Linked DNA regions of Mus musculus: region 2 is linked to region 1. Evidence: chromatin loops called from intact Hi-C (ENCODE). Cell type or tissue: heart. All regions are shown on one strand.

What was found. Peaks named below come from ENCODE experiments on the same cell type or tissue, not always from the same donor. Only the 100,000 strongest peaks of a DNase experiment are listed, where the experiment ranks them.
Region 2: a loop joins it to region 1, with 4 times the contacts of the local background. A loop is called at or near these places in 14 of 42 quality-filtered maps.

The regions. Positions count from the first base shown.
Region 1 is chr11:95,530,257-95,538,256 of GRCm38, reverse strand. No RefSeq gene overlaps it. Among named protein-coding and RNA genes, the nearest start is that of Nxph3, 20 kb to the right of the region's middle. In heart, a CTCF peak has its summit at 4,312 (motif pointing left); a DNase peak (open chromatin) is centred at 4,306; H3K4me3 peaks cover 388 bases; H3K27ac peaks cover 254 bases; H3K27me3 peaks cover 2,708 bases.
Region 2 is chr11:95,746,340-95,754,339 of GRCm38, reverse strand. Zfp652 (zinc finger protein 652) reads right to left here and starts at 5,273. Exons shown (of 5, transcript NM_201609.2): 1 at 4,193-5,273; 2 at 1,318-1,465; 3 at 863-978; 4 at 285-429. The coding sequence starts at 5,089. In heart, a CTCF peak has its summit at 3,140 (motif pointing right); DNase peaks (open chromatin) are centred at 3,159 and 4,419.

The sequences.
Region 1 (8,000 bases):
ACTCATCCTAAGTACTGGCCCCATCACACAGAGTCTAGCCTCTCCATTTATACCATTAGAGTACACACACACATGTACACACACACACACACACACACACACACAAATGTGCAGAGTACGGAGTGTGCCCAGGATTGTGCACGTGTGAAAACAGAGTCCTAAGCACCCAGCTATGTACCCATTATGCCCCGTGGAATCTCACTCATGCCAACACCTGTGGTTGATGTCTTCATGTACACTTGTGTACACATGTGCTTACATGATGGTGAGGGCAGATGCTGAATGTGTGTACATTTGTTTGCGTGATGGGGAGGGCACATTCAGTGTGTGTGTACGTGTGTGTGTGTGTATGTACATGTGCATGCATGATGGGGAGGGCACATGTCATATGTATGTGTGTGTGTGTACATGTACTTGCATGATGGGAGGGCACATGCTGTGTGTGTGTTTGTGTGTGTGTGTGTGTGTGTGTGTGTGTGTATACATGTGCATGCATGATGGGGAGGGCACATGCTGTGTGTGTGTGTGTACATGTGTTTGCATGATGGAGAGGGCACATGCAGTGTGTGTGTGTGTACATGTGTGTGTGTACATGTGCATGCACAATGGGGAGGGCACATGTCATATGTATGTGTGTGTGTGTGTACATGTGTTTGCATGATGGGGAGGGCACATGCTGTGTGTGTGTGTACATGTGCTTGCATGATGGGGAGGGTACATGCTGTGTGTGTGTGTGCATGTGCTTGCACGATGGGGAGGGCACATGCTGTGTGTGTGTGTGTGTGTGTGTGTGTGTGTGTGTGTGTGTGTGCTTGCACGATGGGGAGGGCACATGCTGTGTGTGTTTGTGTGTGTGTGCATGTGCTTGCACGATGGGGAGGGCACATGCTGTGTGTGTGTGTGTGTGTGTGTGTGTGCATGTGCTTGCACGTTGGGGAGGGCACATGCTGTGTGTGTGTGTGTGTGTGTGTGTGTGTGTGTGTGTGTGCATGTGCTTGCACGTTGGGGAGGGTACATGCTGTGTGTGTGTGTGTGTGTGTGTGTGTACATGTGCTTGCACGATGGGGAGGGCATATGCTGTGTGTGTGTGTGCATGTGCTTGCACGATGGGGAGGGCACATGCTGTGTGTGTGTGTGTGTGTGTGTATGTGTGTGTGCATGTGCTTGCACGATGGGGAGGGCACATGCTGTGTGTGTGTGTGTGTGTGTGTGTGTGTGTGTGTGTGTGCATGTGCTTGCACGATGGGGAGGGCACATGCCACATCACGCACTGGGGGTCAGAGGACAGTTTATGGAGCTGCTCCTCTCCTTCCCCCTTTACGTAAGTTCCAGGACTTGAACTCAGATCACCAGACTTGTGTAACAAGAACCTTTGCCCACTGAGCCACCTTGCTGACCCCAGGCTTGGAATTCCTATTTTATTTAATAATTTATTTTTATTTTACTTATATGAATGTATGTGGCTTACCTAAAGACATCTCTCCGGATTCCACTACTCAGAGATTCTGCAGCCTCTCCCTTCACCATGTGGAGAACAGGATGTCAGACTGGGTCCAGCGACATCCAAACCGTAGCATGCGGTCCTGCCTTCTGCCAGGAGCTCCTCCCTTCATCCACCACAGACGCTCTCACCTCTATACCTCATGTTCTTCCCTCTTCCTAGATGTGTTTCCTTTTGTGCCTACCTGGAAAACTCCTACGCATCCTTCAAAACCCATTTCAGCTGGTCCACTCTCTCCCAGTCTTACCAACAGAACTCACTGTTGTTCACTCCTGCATCAGAGGCAGAAGAGGTTGGCTCCTGCCCTCTCCCAGGTCTTACAAGCCACAGTCCTCCGTTTATAAAGCAAAGTCATTATACTTTCCTGAAATCTGTGCTTATATGACAAGTACTTGGGTTTGTGTGTTTATTTCCTGAGAAGAGGGAGCATGGTCACCTGAGCCAGACAGTGCTGCCTTCAGCCCCTCTATGCTGTGTGGCTCTGGGTAAGTGCCACAGCCTCTCTGGGCCTTGGTTCCCTGCCCATGGGCTCACTGGGTGGATTATGAGGATTCAGTGAGTTTGAATATGTGTAACCTGAATTCAAGTGTCGATGAGTAATGTAGATAGATCTGGTTCTGGGGACGCTTGCTCTGTGCTCTGCCTCTGCAGCTCAGTGGAGTAGTTCCATCTACAGAATGGGATCAGAGACAGAGCAGACTCCAAGCTTGTTGCGGGGGGCATGACTCAGTCCTAGGAGCGTCCCTGGTACCCGCACAGACTTAGCTTCCAGAGCTGCTGTTAAACTCCATCATTTAACGCCATAGCTGTTGGAGATACTGTTGGCCCATTCTATAGGTAGGGAAAGTGAGGCTCAGAAGATACAGGAGTTTCCTTGCCACAGTCACACAGTAAAGTGAGTTTTTGTCAGGGTCACAACCACTCTGCCATCCTGTCATTCAGGGCCCTGCTGAGGATTGGGCAGCCCTGGGCATGATCAGGCGCCTAACCCGGGCCTTCCCGGTCAGGCGGGTCTGTCTGCACAGGTCCAGGGCACTCCCTACATCTTAACGTTTCAGCAGCTCGTGACATGGGCATCCTGAGGAGTTGCCCACTGACCGGATCCCCACAGCTGACCGAGGACAGAATGGAGAGCAGAGGCAAGCGTGTGTTTCGTGGGTGTGTCTCTGCACTGGCCTAGGGCTGGTTGCTTTATCATGTGTGAGTTCTGCTTCAGAGTCCCTGGAATTGGAGTCACAGACAGTGATGAGTTCAGGGAATTGAACTCAGGTCCTCTGGAAGAGCAGTACCTGCTCTTAACCACTGAGCCATCCCTCCTGTTCCACCCCACCCCCACCTCCCACCCCCCTTGGCTAAAGCCACTTTTTCTATTCCACATGCCACACAGCTGGGTACTCTCCCTGGGAAGCTGGTCTGGCCTCACTCCTGTGGATCCCCCCACACTCAGACTCTAGGCCTTAGTCTAATGGGGCCTGCAACCCTAGGCACTGAGAGACAGGATGCAGCCGAAGACTAGGCAGTAAGGGTTAAGTGGGTTCCTTTGATAGCTGAGCATCTGACAGGGGTCTCTCCTCCAAGTCACACTTGGAGGCTGAGAGACTGGTCACCAGGGTGCGGAGTCCCAGGATGCTCTGTTGTTATCTTGGTCCCACCAAGTGCCCAGTGAACTCCAGAGCAGGTAGCCCAGAAAGCGAGAAGGTACAAATTAGTCAAATGAGAGGTGACAGAGCTTCCTTTGACTTTGGGACCAAATAGACACCCAGTGGGCAGGGCTGTATCGCAGTTGGCAGAGCGCTTATCTTGCCTGCAGGAATCTGCAGCATGGCATACAATCGGATACCGCGATGCAGGTCTGTGGTCCCAGAATTACAGAGAGGATCAGAAGTTGAAAGCCGTTCTCAGTCACACAATGACTCCAAGGACCTGAGACCTTGTCTGAGATGGGGGTGAGGCAGACAGAGACAGAGAAACCCAAGAATATGCCAGGCCTGGGGTAGCAGAAGCAATGAGGGGTATGCAGAGAAGGAGGTCAGACAAGATACTGAAGTGAGAGGCCAGAGGTCCCAAATGATCCAGAACATGACCTCTCCCAGACCCCACCCCCACCACCACTGAGGGCATCAGAGGTTGTGGGGATTAGGGAATCTGGCGGGGGGGGGGGGGGGGAGGGGGGGGCGGAAGCCCCTGGAAAATATCTGAAGGGACTGCAATCACACAGGGAGGGCTGGCCAGAGATAGGCTAACCCAGGGTTCAACTGCCTAAAACTGCCTAGTCTAGGGCATCTACCAGACCCACTGTGGAGGAGAGACATCACTCCAGCTGTCCTGCCACAGGAAAGGAGAAGATCACAAGAGGGACTGGGGACTAGGAGGCCGTGATAGAATGTAGGCGCAGGTGGTGGAGACTCTAGCACAGGAGGGAATGTGGCTGACCCATCTCTGGGAGGCTTCTACATTTCAGAAAAACAGCTCACAAGGCTTTTCAGCTTCTTCGAGAAAGAATTGGATAAACACCTAGAAACGGCTTTATAGGCAAAGACTGCAGAGCAGGAAGAGCCAGAGAGACCTGGCTGTGAAACTCCAAGAGAGGAGCCTGGGGCATGGAAGGAATGATTTTTGACAGGCTCCTGACCCAGCCTCATCTCTTCGACCCAAAGAAGCAGACACCGGAGTGCCGCTGGACATCGTGGCTCGACCTGAGTGGTCAGAGGCAAAGATCCCTTCAGGCAAGAGGCAGTGGACAGCTGGCGTGCAAGTCCAGCGTCCATACCGAGCAACGGGCAATGCCGCGGCATCGCAGCGCCCCCTGCTGGCCAGAGGCAGAGCCTCCTACTGGGGAGCCTCTGTCTCAAGTGTGGGAATACTCCTCCAACAGCACTCTAACCCAACCTCATTTCCAACAGATCTCAGGACTCAGCATCCTTTGAGGCAGACATCCACACTGGAAGACCCTTGGCATATTGTGCCAACCTCTATTTTATCGCTGGAGAAATGAGACACGAATAACGCCAAAAGGCTCTGAGGACACAGACATGTATATATGTGTGTACCACAGGCTGTCCACGGTCCAGTGGTGGTGTCCCGGGGTGGCCAGCCTTCGCCACCTCCACAAGCCACATTCCCTGTCAGTCATCCCACAATGAACCCGCATGAAACCGACTGTACATCTCAGCTTCGATGGCTCCCAGCCTCTACTTTCGCCTCCCAGCCCTCCGGACACACAGCCCCACAGTCTCAATTCCAGCCCCTCCTGTCTCTCTCACCCCTCCACTCAACCACGCCCTCCAGCACTCTCCACTCCGCCAATCCACCAGCCTCAGGAGACACCTGTGCTCCCTTCTGCTGCATTCTTGTTTAGTCCCCAGGAAATGAAAACTTTAATTTCTTTTTTTATTAACTTTATTGGATTTTCTTTTTAATTATAAGTCAACGTACTACATGTTCTCTGTAATCGCTTAAACAAACCAAAGCCGTGTAAAGATGCGGTTACCAGCTCTCCTCTCCCCAGCTCACAGCAGAACACAGGGTGCCTCTGGGGGCTGGGCCACCTGATGGCCTGATGATTTGATCAAAGCACTGGCTACACAGTCGGCCACCAACACAGGTATCCACCGCCTTCTGGACCCAAAGACTCGTGCGGGAGGGGAAGATGGCCAATACCTCAAATTCTCTATGGGCAGATGGACAGGAGCCAAAGGGCCTTGGACAGGCACTGTTGCCTTAAGTGGGGCTCTCTGAAGAACGACATTTGACTGGAGCCCCCAAGGGAAGGCACAGTGGGTCACCACACTGAGTCTGAACGTTCTATCTACACAGGGTAGTGTAGGGACCACTGTACATGTTTCCTAAGGATGCCAGGGCAGTGTTTCTCAACCTGTGGGTCCCGACCCCCTGGAGTCCCATATCAAGTATTTACATTACAATTCATAATATTATCAAGATTACAGTTATGAAGTAGCAACGATAAAATCGTACGGTTGGGGATCACCACAACGTGAGGAACCGTATTAAAGAGGCTCCGCATTAGGAAGTCTGAGAACCAGTGGACTAGGGAATCCACTGGGTGGAGACTAGCTAGGGGGCGGAGCAGTATGGCTGCCAGGTGACAAATGAGAGAGATGGTAGTTGATACCCTCTTTGTAAAAAGCCATTTACATTGCTGTTTTTTAGTTCTTTGACTTTTCAGAACTTCCACGCTCCAATCTTTGGCTCCACCCCTCTCTGGAATGATTAGTGTTGTCACTTAGTGGCAGGACCTAAAACCAGCTAGGAGCAGAGCCTCAGGGTGTGCCTGGGGGGTCGGAGGTAGCCATCTTGGTTTGGTTAAATGAACCGAGAAGGCTGGCCCACTGTGGGTGTGACCCTTTCATGGGATTCTAGACTGCACAAAGGAAACCTAGCCAAGTAGCCCTGTGCACTCAGGCCTCTTTGTGACTGGACACCATGTGACCAGGTACCTCAAGCTCCTGCTGCCTTGATTTCCGCCATGATGGACTGTAGCTTGAGCTGTGAGCTAAAACAAACCCTTTCTCTAGTAAGCTTCTATTGTCAGGGTGTTTTTTTAAGAATTCAGATTTGGCCGGGCGTGGTGGCACACGCCTTTAATCCCAGCACTCGGGAGGCAGAGGCAGGCAGTTCGAGGCCAGCCTGGTCTACAGAGTGAGTTCCAGGACAGCCAGGGCTATACAGAGAAACCCTGTCTCAAAAATCCAAATATATATATATATATATATATATATATATATATATTCAGATTTATTTGTTTTATGCATATGAGCGTTGTGCCATATGCATATGCTTGCATAGCCTGCCTGAGATCAGAAGAGAAAAATTGATTCCCCGAAACTGGAGGGACAGAGCAAGCTCTCCAGGCCCTGTCAGGCAGCCATGGCATCAGGAAGATGCTGGAGTGACAGCTCTTCACTCTCTCGGCCACCCCCAACCCTCCCCACCCACCCTCCCCACCCCACCCCCACCCTTACTTACTGATTGATAAACAACACAGTACAGTGAGCACCAAAATTAAATTGGATCAGAACCCATATTAGCTGTAAATGTCCACATGGTTCGTATTGACACTGGAAGTGCCTGGCTACATCAATAAATGGGACAGAGTTCTAAACAAATTAGACAGATATCTTTTTGAAATTACTTTTTCATGTGCATTGGCGTTTTGCCCTAATGTATGTCTGTGTGAAGGTGTCAGATCCCCTGGAACTGGGGCTACAGACAATTGTGAGTTAGCATGAGAATTGAACACCGGTCCTCTAAAAGAGCAGGAAGTGCTCTTAATCACTGAGCCATTACTCCAGCTCCTATACAGACATCTTTTTAAAAATATATTATTTATTTAATGTATACGAGTATAATGTAGCTGTCTTCAGATGCACCAGAAGAGGGCATTGGATCCCATTAAAGGTGGTTGTGAGCCACCATGTGGTTGCTAGGAATTGAACTCAGGACCTCTGGAAGAGCAATCAGTGAGTCATCTCTCCAGCCCTATACAGGCATCTTAAGGGGCAGGGAGATGCCGTGACCTCCCCTTAGCTGTAAACTACAGGTCTACCTTTCTGGTAATGTTTCCAGGGAAGAGTGCCTTCTGAGTGACCAAGGTCCCATCTGGGATCTGAGCTGTGAGGAGAGGAGAGTGTGGCACCTGTGATGGAGATGCTCAGGCCTGCTGGTGCAGACCTGTGGTCCCAGCTTCTGAGGAGCTGAGGCAAAAGGACTGCAAGCTCAAGGTAGACCTTGGGAAAAGTGAGTTCAAGGCCAGCCTGGGCAACTTAGTAGAAACCTGTGCCAAAGTAGCAAACATAGAGATCAGAGATACAGTGGCAAGAATGCTTGTTAGATCAGGAGGGAGAGAGGGGTGGACTGGCAGTTTTGTGTGTCAACTTGATACAAGCTGGAGTTATCACAGAAAAAGGACCCTCCCTTGAGGAAATGCCTCCATGAGATCCAGCTGTAAGGCATTTTCTCAATTTAGTGATCAAGGGTAGGAGGGCCCACTGTGGGTGGTTCCATCTCTGGGCTGGTAGTCTTGGGTTCTAAAAGAAAGCAGCTGAGCAAGGCAGGGGAAGCAATCCAGTAAGTAACATCCCTCCATGGCCTCTGCATCAGCTCCTGCTTCCTGACCTGCTTGAGTTCCAGTCCTGACTTCCTTCGGTGATGAACAGCAATGTGGAAGTGTAAACTGAATAAACCCTTTCGTCCCCAACTTGCTTCTTGGTCATGGTGTTTGTGCAGGAATAGAAACCCTGACTAAGACAGGGAGGAAGAGAGGAATGGGTGATATCATCAGATTCTGACAGAGCCACACTGTGAGGTCATCAGAACCAAGGACGATCTGAAAAACAGGCCTAGGCCAAGAGGAATTCCAGAAAATGGGTACCACATGTCCTGATGGATGCTGGAACAGAAAATGGGCACCAGATACAAACGAAGGACACTTGAATAAACTGCGGACTTTAATCGTAACATATCAACATTGGCTCATTGC
Region 2 (8,000 bases), 220 kb before region 1:
TTTGAAAAATAATTATAAAAGAGAAAATTCCAGTATTACATTTATTTATATATCTCAGGCTTACTTAAAGTGAGATTACAATGCAAATGTGTGCCAGTCACAGTGGTAGACACCTTTGACTTTAGCACCTAGGAAACTGAGACAGGAGGACTGCTGTGAGTCTGAGACCAGCCTGGGCTGCACAGCAAGACTTCATCTCAAGATAAAACAGAATAAAACAGGAAACTGATGCAAACTTATGGCAAGCACTGGGGCTATTTACACCTTCACCAAGAAATCCTTACCAGTGTGCGTCTTCATGTGCTCGTCGAAGTACTGCTTCATGTTGAAGTCCTTGCCACACCACTGGCACATGAACTGCTTGTGCCCAATGTGGATGCTCATGTGGGAGCGGAGCTGGTACTTGTACTGGAACCTCTCATCGCAGTTCTGCAGGGGACAGAGGACAGTGCTGGTTGCCAAGCAGAGAAGTATCACTCCAGCCCACCCTCAGCAGCTTACAGGTTTCTTCTCATATTCAAAACACAGCCTGCTTACGGCGGCCGTTCGTTTGTATCCACTGCTCCTGCAGCTGAGTTATGAACACGGGGAATTTCTCAGGTAATTATCACTGGCTCAGACTCAGCTTCTCTGAATCACTGAGAGAAAGATCAGCCACTGCACATCACTCTCAGTTACCCCTAAGAGACTGGGTGCTGATGGGCCATCTCTCTTCTCAGCACTGAGAGATCACCAAGCACCTCGCATGCCAGAAGCTCCAGTGTGTCCCAGCCTTGTGCTCTGCACCCCGCACTCCATCTACTACTGCGTCATCCACGCAACCCTAGCCATGGACAGGGCCTGGGCATAGCTTGCCCCTTACCTCACATCTGAAGGGTTTCTCTCCAGAATGCTGCAAGGAGTGCACCTTGAGTGACATACTGCGCTTGAAAGACTTTCCACAGGTCTCACATGTAAATGGCATGTCTTTTGTGTGTGCTGTAACACAGAAAAATGCATTTAAACTCAAAACAATTCCACTAAAACCCCCAGAATGGAGAAGCCAGATGCCATAAGGTGAGGAAACTACGCTGTCTTCATTTCTACCTCTCACTTTGACAGTAATGTTCCAAAGAGAGAACAAATTGCACTACTGAAAAGAACTCTGGGTAGGGAAGACTGCACTGTCCAACCTGATCATGCTTACTAAAGACAAGCTACATATAGTCTCAACAAGCTAAAACTGACTGCAGTATGCTGACTCTGCATATCCTGCCCAATGTGGAGCAGAGAGCACTCCAGGAGTCTGCAGGTGGAGAAAGAGGGGCGGAGACTCACCAACCATGTGTTTTCGTACATGAGCCATGGTATAGAACTTCTTCTCGCAAATTTCACAGGCAAATTTTTTTTCTGCATATCCATGGACAATCTTGATATGTTCATGAAGGGACCAGAGTTTCTTGAAGGATTTGTTACAGGAAACACACTAGCAGGACAAGCAGAAAGAATCTTTATTTACTGAGGCTTCAGGAGGCCATCCTACCTCCTGGCAGAGGAAATGGATCTACTTTAGATTCATGGCACAAGACCAGAATCCTAACAAAAACGATTCCTGCATGCAGTTCATCTTCCAACACTAACCTCTGTATGTTCTATTTTCCAAGACCCACCTTTTAGATACCTTGGGAGCAAGCAAACAGCAGCAAACCTAAGGCAAGAAGTAAGAAGTCCCACGAGCAGCAAAGAACTAATTGCTATTACCGCTCCCGTGCTCCACTGATGAAAAGAACATCCAATATCCTTTTTGGTGTTTATGTATTCTGTTTTGTTGCTTGTTTTGAGAAAGAGTGTCTCACTATAGAACCACCCTCAAACCCTGAGCCACTAAGGCCAACCTCAAATCTGATCCTGCTCCAGTCTCAGGTGTGGGGAGTGTAAGTCCAGGCTGGCACACCTGCTAGAACTTCAGGCACGCTACGGCACAGACCAGCACGTACAGCTGCCTTCTACCCAGGCTGCCATGCAGTTAAGATGTACTTACCAGAGAATATAAATAAGCCTGAAGTTAGCACAACCAAAGACAAGATATATAAGTATTATAGATCTGAAGGGTATAAAAATGTCCTCATGCTTTAGAAAACACATTTTGAAGAATTCTGTAACAAAATGTTCAAGATTTACTAACTTTCCCTAAATTTAATTCAGTCTGCCATTTCCCTCCAGCAGAAGCTAACGCAACCTCTTAAACCACTGACCACCCCCACCCCCCACCCCCCACCCCCCACCCCCAATTCCAGACCTCCTTATATCACAACGCCTAGTTCTCCAAACCATGGCTCAGCAGCAGCCTGGATTATTAGGCATAAAGAATGACTAAATCAACCAAACGATACCAGAAAATTCTTGACAACTGCCAGGCTCTGAGGAATGAACAGTAAGAGAACTCAGTCACTACAGCCCTTGAGTGCCACTGCCACTGCAGAGGTCAAGAACCAAGAGCTCAGAGACAAGCCCCTGGATGGACACTGCTCTGGAAAAGGTCAGATGGCCCCTGTAAGCCACCATTTCTGCAACGATTAGTTTTCTCTTCTCATGAGATTGTCAGGGTTGTCAGGAGCTGCATGAAGACACACAGCACAAGATTCTTTAGGAATGGAAAGGGCTTGGGTTTTTTTAAAAAGTATTTCTTTATATAGTTGAGTGTTTTGTCTGCTGTATGTATATATACTGCATATGTGGCTGGTGCCCAAGGAGGACAGAAGAGGATGTTAGATCCCTGGAACGGGGGGATGAGCTGCCATGAGAGCCTTGGGCACCAAACTCAGGTTCTCTGAAGAGTGCCCAGTGCTGAGCCATCTCTTCAGCCTAGGAGTCTGCACGGCTTTCAGTCAGCAGAACCCACACAACACAAGCACAAGGGTGAACATGCTATGATAGGAGAAGCACAGAAGCTTACAAACAAGACCTGGTGTTTTTGGTTACTCAATCAAATTCAAGCTAAAAAAAAAAAAAAAAAAAAAAAAGAATAAGAAGAAAGGAAGAAGAGGGGGAGGACGGAGGGAGGGAGGGAACCCACAAAATAAGCAGATCATAGAGACAGAAATGAGGAATGCCTTTTCAGTAAAGAGCCACTATGAAATCCAAGTTTGACCTCTAGGGGGCAGCACTGAACCATGCTCCATTGGACTGACCCTGCAACCAACTTCTGCCCAGGCACCTGCTGGAGAACATGGCCAGAGTCTCTTTTATTTACCCAGCATACCTCTATCATGTCATGATTTACAAGCTAAATCAGTGGCTTATAAAAAAAACCAAAAATCTCTTTAAAGAAAGGCATTCAGTTATTGATTAAAAACAATTGTCTAAAAGAGAAAATTAAACTTCCCACACCAAAAGTAAAACAATTTATCTTTTAAAGTTAGCTTCAATATGGTAATTATTATATACATCTTATGGACACATAACAGACTTACCATGTATGAATATCCATTAATACACAAACATATACATACACCAATATAGCTGCAATAAATTCAACACCTCTTAACCTGTCACAGTACAATCTTTCCAAGACACCAGAGTGGTTTGAATAGCACGCTTTGTTACATCAGCAGCACTGTACAGCAACATTATTATGTAACCCTACTGCCAGGTAAGCAACATTTTCAAACAGCTCAGCCTCTGTTTAAGGTTTGCATATTCCCACGGGCTTGCCTCTTGACACATTTAGTGTTGCCATCTCTCCACGGGTGTAAGGAGATCTTCCATTTCCACAGGTCTGAGTCATGGTCTCTGTCCCCATCAGCTGCACTAGACTCTGACATCCTTCTAATTGGAAAGGACCTTTCTCTACTCCTGGCCCTCACTCGGCAAACCTCCCACCGTGACAGAAGATGCCAGAATGAATTATCTCACAGGTCCCACAACAGAGACTCTCAGTGCAAAGTCGGCGCTGACTTTACATCCCAGTCAGTCATCTATAACCAATCCCCCTTCCAGTGCACCTGGTTCTCACTAATCCATCGTCAGTTAAGTGTAATGCTTTTGAAAGACAGGATTAAGCCTTGGTTTTGAAAAGACCCAAGCAGCAGAGTCTAAAGTGATAATTGGTGAAATCTGTCCCTTCAGCCTCTATCCTCTTGGGCAGACACCAGATGACTCTGAACAGCCAGGTCCTAGCCTGGAAACTTTGCCCTCCGCTGGTGAGACCTACCTGAATGTTTTTTTCACAGTCTGTTTGCTGGTGAAGGGACAGCTCACTTTCCAGGACAAACTTCTTGCCACATTTATCACAGATCTGCATGCGCCTGTGAGTAACGTTCATGTGCTTCTCCAGGTACCAGCGAGTATTAAACACCCTGGGGCACTTCTCACAGGTCAGAGTCTCTTTCTCTTCACACTTAGCTTTCTGAACTGGCGCTTTAGCCTCCTTGGTGGCCCGCTTCTTCCTCTTGGGTAGCTCTGCACTTTTCCTACGGCCTCGAGTTGTGCGGGGTGCAGGGGAAGTGGTAGCTGCGGCAGCAGAGGCCGCTCTCCGGGTTCGCCTCTGTGTAACCCTGACTCTCTCCACTTGCTTCTCCTTTTTCTTCTGCCGTCCGTTCTCTCCGTAGTCACTGCTGTTATCTGTGGCCTCCTCCTCAGTCTCTTCCTCGTCTTCCTCACTGCTTGTCTTAAGGACAGGCGTCTCTTTGGACTGGGAAGAGACACCCTTTTCCCCTTTAGAGACATTTAATGTTTGGTTATTAAGGTTTACCTCCACTATGATCTGCTCCCTTTTGTAAGAGACTTCCTCCTCCTCTTCCGTGTCATCAGAATTCTCCCGGTCTTCCTTGACAGTATGCACATCAGACACTGCCCTTGGCTCCCTGAAATATGGCTGCTCCTCCGTCTCGTGGAGATGTGGTTTGCTCATCTTGGTGTCTGCTAGCACAGAGTAAGGGCTTCCAGACTCCCTTTTATACACTTTGGTGGACAGGTCGAGCTCCTGGCTGGCACCATGGTAGAAGGTGGGTGGCGCCTGACTTCGATGGCTCTCTTCCTGGGCCATTCCTTCTGCATGCACTGCACAGGGTTCAACCAGCTCCGGACAAGGACTGGCTGTGTAGCTCATTAGGAAGTGGCCCAGTTCAGACGACACAGAACACCTTGAAAACAGGGCAATTAAGACTCAAATCTTTCTCCCTCCACGGAGAACTAACTACTCAAGAAGTGAGAATAAGAAACTCCTGCAGCCTGCATGCAGTTCTTCCTGTGTCACAGCACCACCGCCACCTTAAGTCAAAAAGGGCTGTTCTTACGGCAGGCGCAGAGCACTCCTCGTCTTCTTTCGAAGAGAACTGCAGGGGACTTGGAGCATCTTGTCTATAAAGAGAAAAAAAAATGAGGGAAAAAATTATATCACCATATTCTTCTTAGGCCATGGAATTCCTCACAACACACAAAATTTAAAATCATTACATTCCATACACTTTGATTCATTATTCTCCTCAAATGGTTTGAAATGGATATTATTTTACAGGCTTGTATGAGTCCCCAATTTCAGTTAGAATGTAAATTCTATCATACCAAGAGCCATATCTGTCAAATTCACCAAACTATCTTTAAAGCAGACAGCATGTGTTTGATGAAGAAATACCTACTACCACATGATGTCTGCCACACTGGATGCTGCAGGGTCTGCTGGTATCAGTCTCATGATACAAAAGGCCATGAAACACTCAAGGGAGTCATACTGGCAGTTTCCTTCAGCATCAGCCACCACATCTACCAGAGTGAGAACCCACACACAAGGGCAGCCACATGGGCACTGCAGGCCACAGAACTAGAGCAGCTAACTGGCACAACCACACAAGGAAACCGACCTGGCCTTTAATAATTATAAATGAACCGTCACCATAACTTGCCTCAGCTATGGGAGCACCGCTGAGGCGGTTGACACTTGGTGCACAGCCATGCTACAACTGGGTGACTTTTCATGTGTCAGTTGCAGAGAAGTCAAAATTCTGAGAATCAGTCACCACCAGGTCGGCACGGTTCTAAGAAAACTAAAACCATCCATGAAAAAACAATGACGGGCATACAATCTGCTTGCAGCATGCTTATACTGCTATTTTGCCAGCTACCCTGCAGCTGAGTCATACAAATGACAATGGAGGACCTGTATAGTCGAGTTGACAAAAGGAAGGAAAACAGTATTTACTGAATGTCTGTCATGTGATGGGCACCAGAGACATTTTTATTATTCAGCATCTACTTAGTACCTACTGCAAAACTTTGGGGCTAATTTTTAATTAATTAAAATAAGCAAAGCTTAACTTTCCCCCTTCTTCCTCCTGAGATGAGGGTCTCACTATGTAGCCGGGCTGTCCTGGAACTTGTTGTACAGACGAGGCCACCTGGTCTCACAGAGTTCTGCCTACCTCTGCCCCCCGAGGCCTGGGATGAATGATATGGCTTTTTCTTAATATATTGGTTCTACTCGGCTGAAGTGAGTGAAATCTTGCTACGAAATAACCTTAGTAAGAAACTGTTCAGTACACTTGACGCTGAACTGCTATGTAACTTTAACAGGTAACAGGAGTCACTCAGACCCTGCTGAGCTGCTCTACATAAAGCGAATACACTGTTAGGGAAGAGAACATGTAACCAACGAGGCTCATAAAGAGACCAATAAATACGGTTACTTCTAACCTGACTCTGGTACTGTCGATCCTAAACTGTAGCAACAATAGTCCACTAATAATAGTCCACTTAAATTGTCCATTAATGCAAAAAGTGGGAGCCAAGCAGCAAACTACACAACTGTAAGGTCTGGCCAATTCTCTAGTTTATAAATAATCAGAGGATTTGCATTTATACAAAGCACTTGGTCACATCCTTGTTAAACAGGTAAGTGTTTCCCATCTGCTAGATACTATACTAGTTGTAGTAATCGACCTGTATGAGGACAGAGTTGCTCTCAGGTACTATCTAAGGACTTGCTAGCACAAATAGTCTCCACACAAGAACAAAATCAAATATGTATTCCTCACCACAAGCCAGCTGAAGCACCTAAGGTTCATCAAACAACCCCTTGGGCCAAAGAAGCAGCTACATCCTAAGTAAGCTACTCTGCCAGGATGCCAGCAGCATTCAAAGCACTCGCCATTACCCACAAACGTCATCTAAATGTAGAAATAAGTGTTAATTAAAAGGAACTCTTTATCTTTACGGTAAGAAGCATTGTGTGTGTGTCACTGAGATAGTTTTCTATTAAAATCCAACATAGCTCAGGCTCTAATAAAATTCAACAGCTCTCAAGTACCAGAAGAAAGCCTGGCATGGCTCTGCCCACGTGTGGCTCCCAGCAGGAGGGCTGGCAGGATGTTCCCAAAGTCAAAGGAAGTCATTTTTACCTTCATATCAAGTTTGATGCTAGGGTGTTGGGAGGGCTCAGTCTAGCCATGACCAAGGGTAGTTTTCTAGAATGTAATTTTTAATACATTAGTCTATTTTTAAGATCACTAACAAAAAAGAAAAAAAAGCCTATGTAGATAATGAAAATAAGTGAGAAATAGCCTCTTTATAACAAACAAACAAACTAGGTTCTCACTATGTAGCCCTGACTGAACCAGAACTCTCTCTATAGACCTGCAACTAACAGAACAGAGATCTGCCTGCCTCTGCTTCCAGAGTCCTAGGATTAAAAGTGTGCATTACCATGCCTGGCCCTACAATTCTGTATTTTACAAAAATTAAAAGTCACAAATACTTTATTAACTTCTTTTCTTTTTTAAGATAGAGTCTCATATAGTCCAGGCTGGAGTCAAACTATGTAACTTTGAACTTCTTTTTTAAATTATTTTTAATTCTATGTGCATGGGTGTTTTGTTATCTGTCTGTAGATCTCTGTACAGTGAGCACAGCTGGTGCCCAAGGAAGCCAGAAATAGGCATGGGCTCCTCTGGGGCTGGACTTAAGAGATGGCTGTAGGCCACCATGTGGGTGATGGGAACTGAACCTGGCTCCTCTGGGAGAGTGGC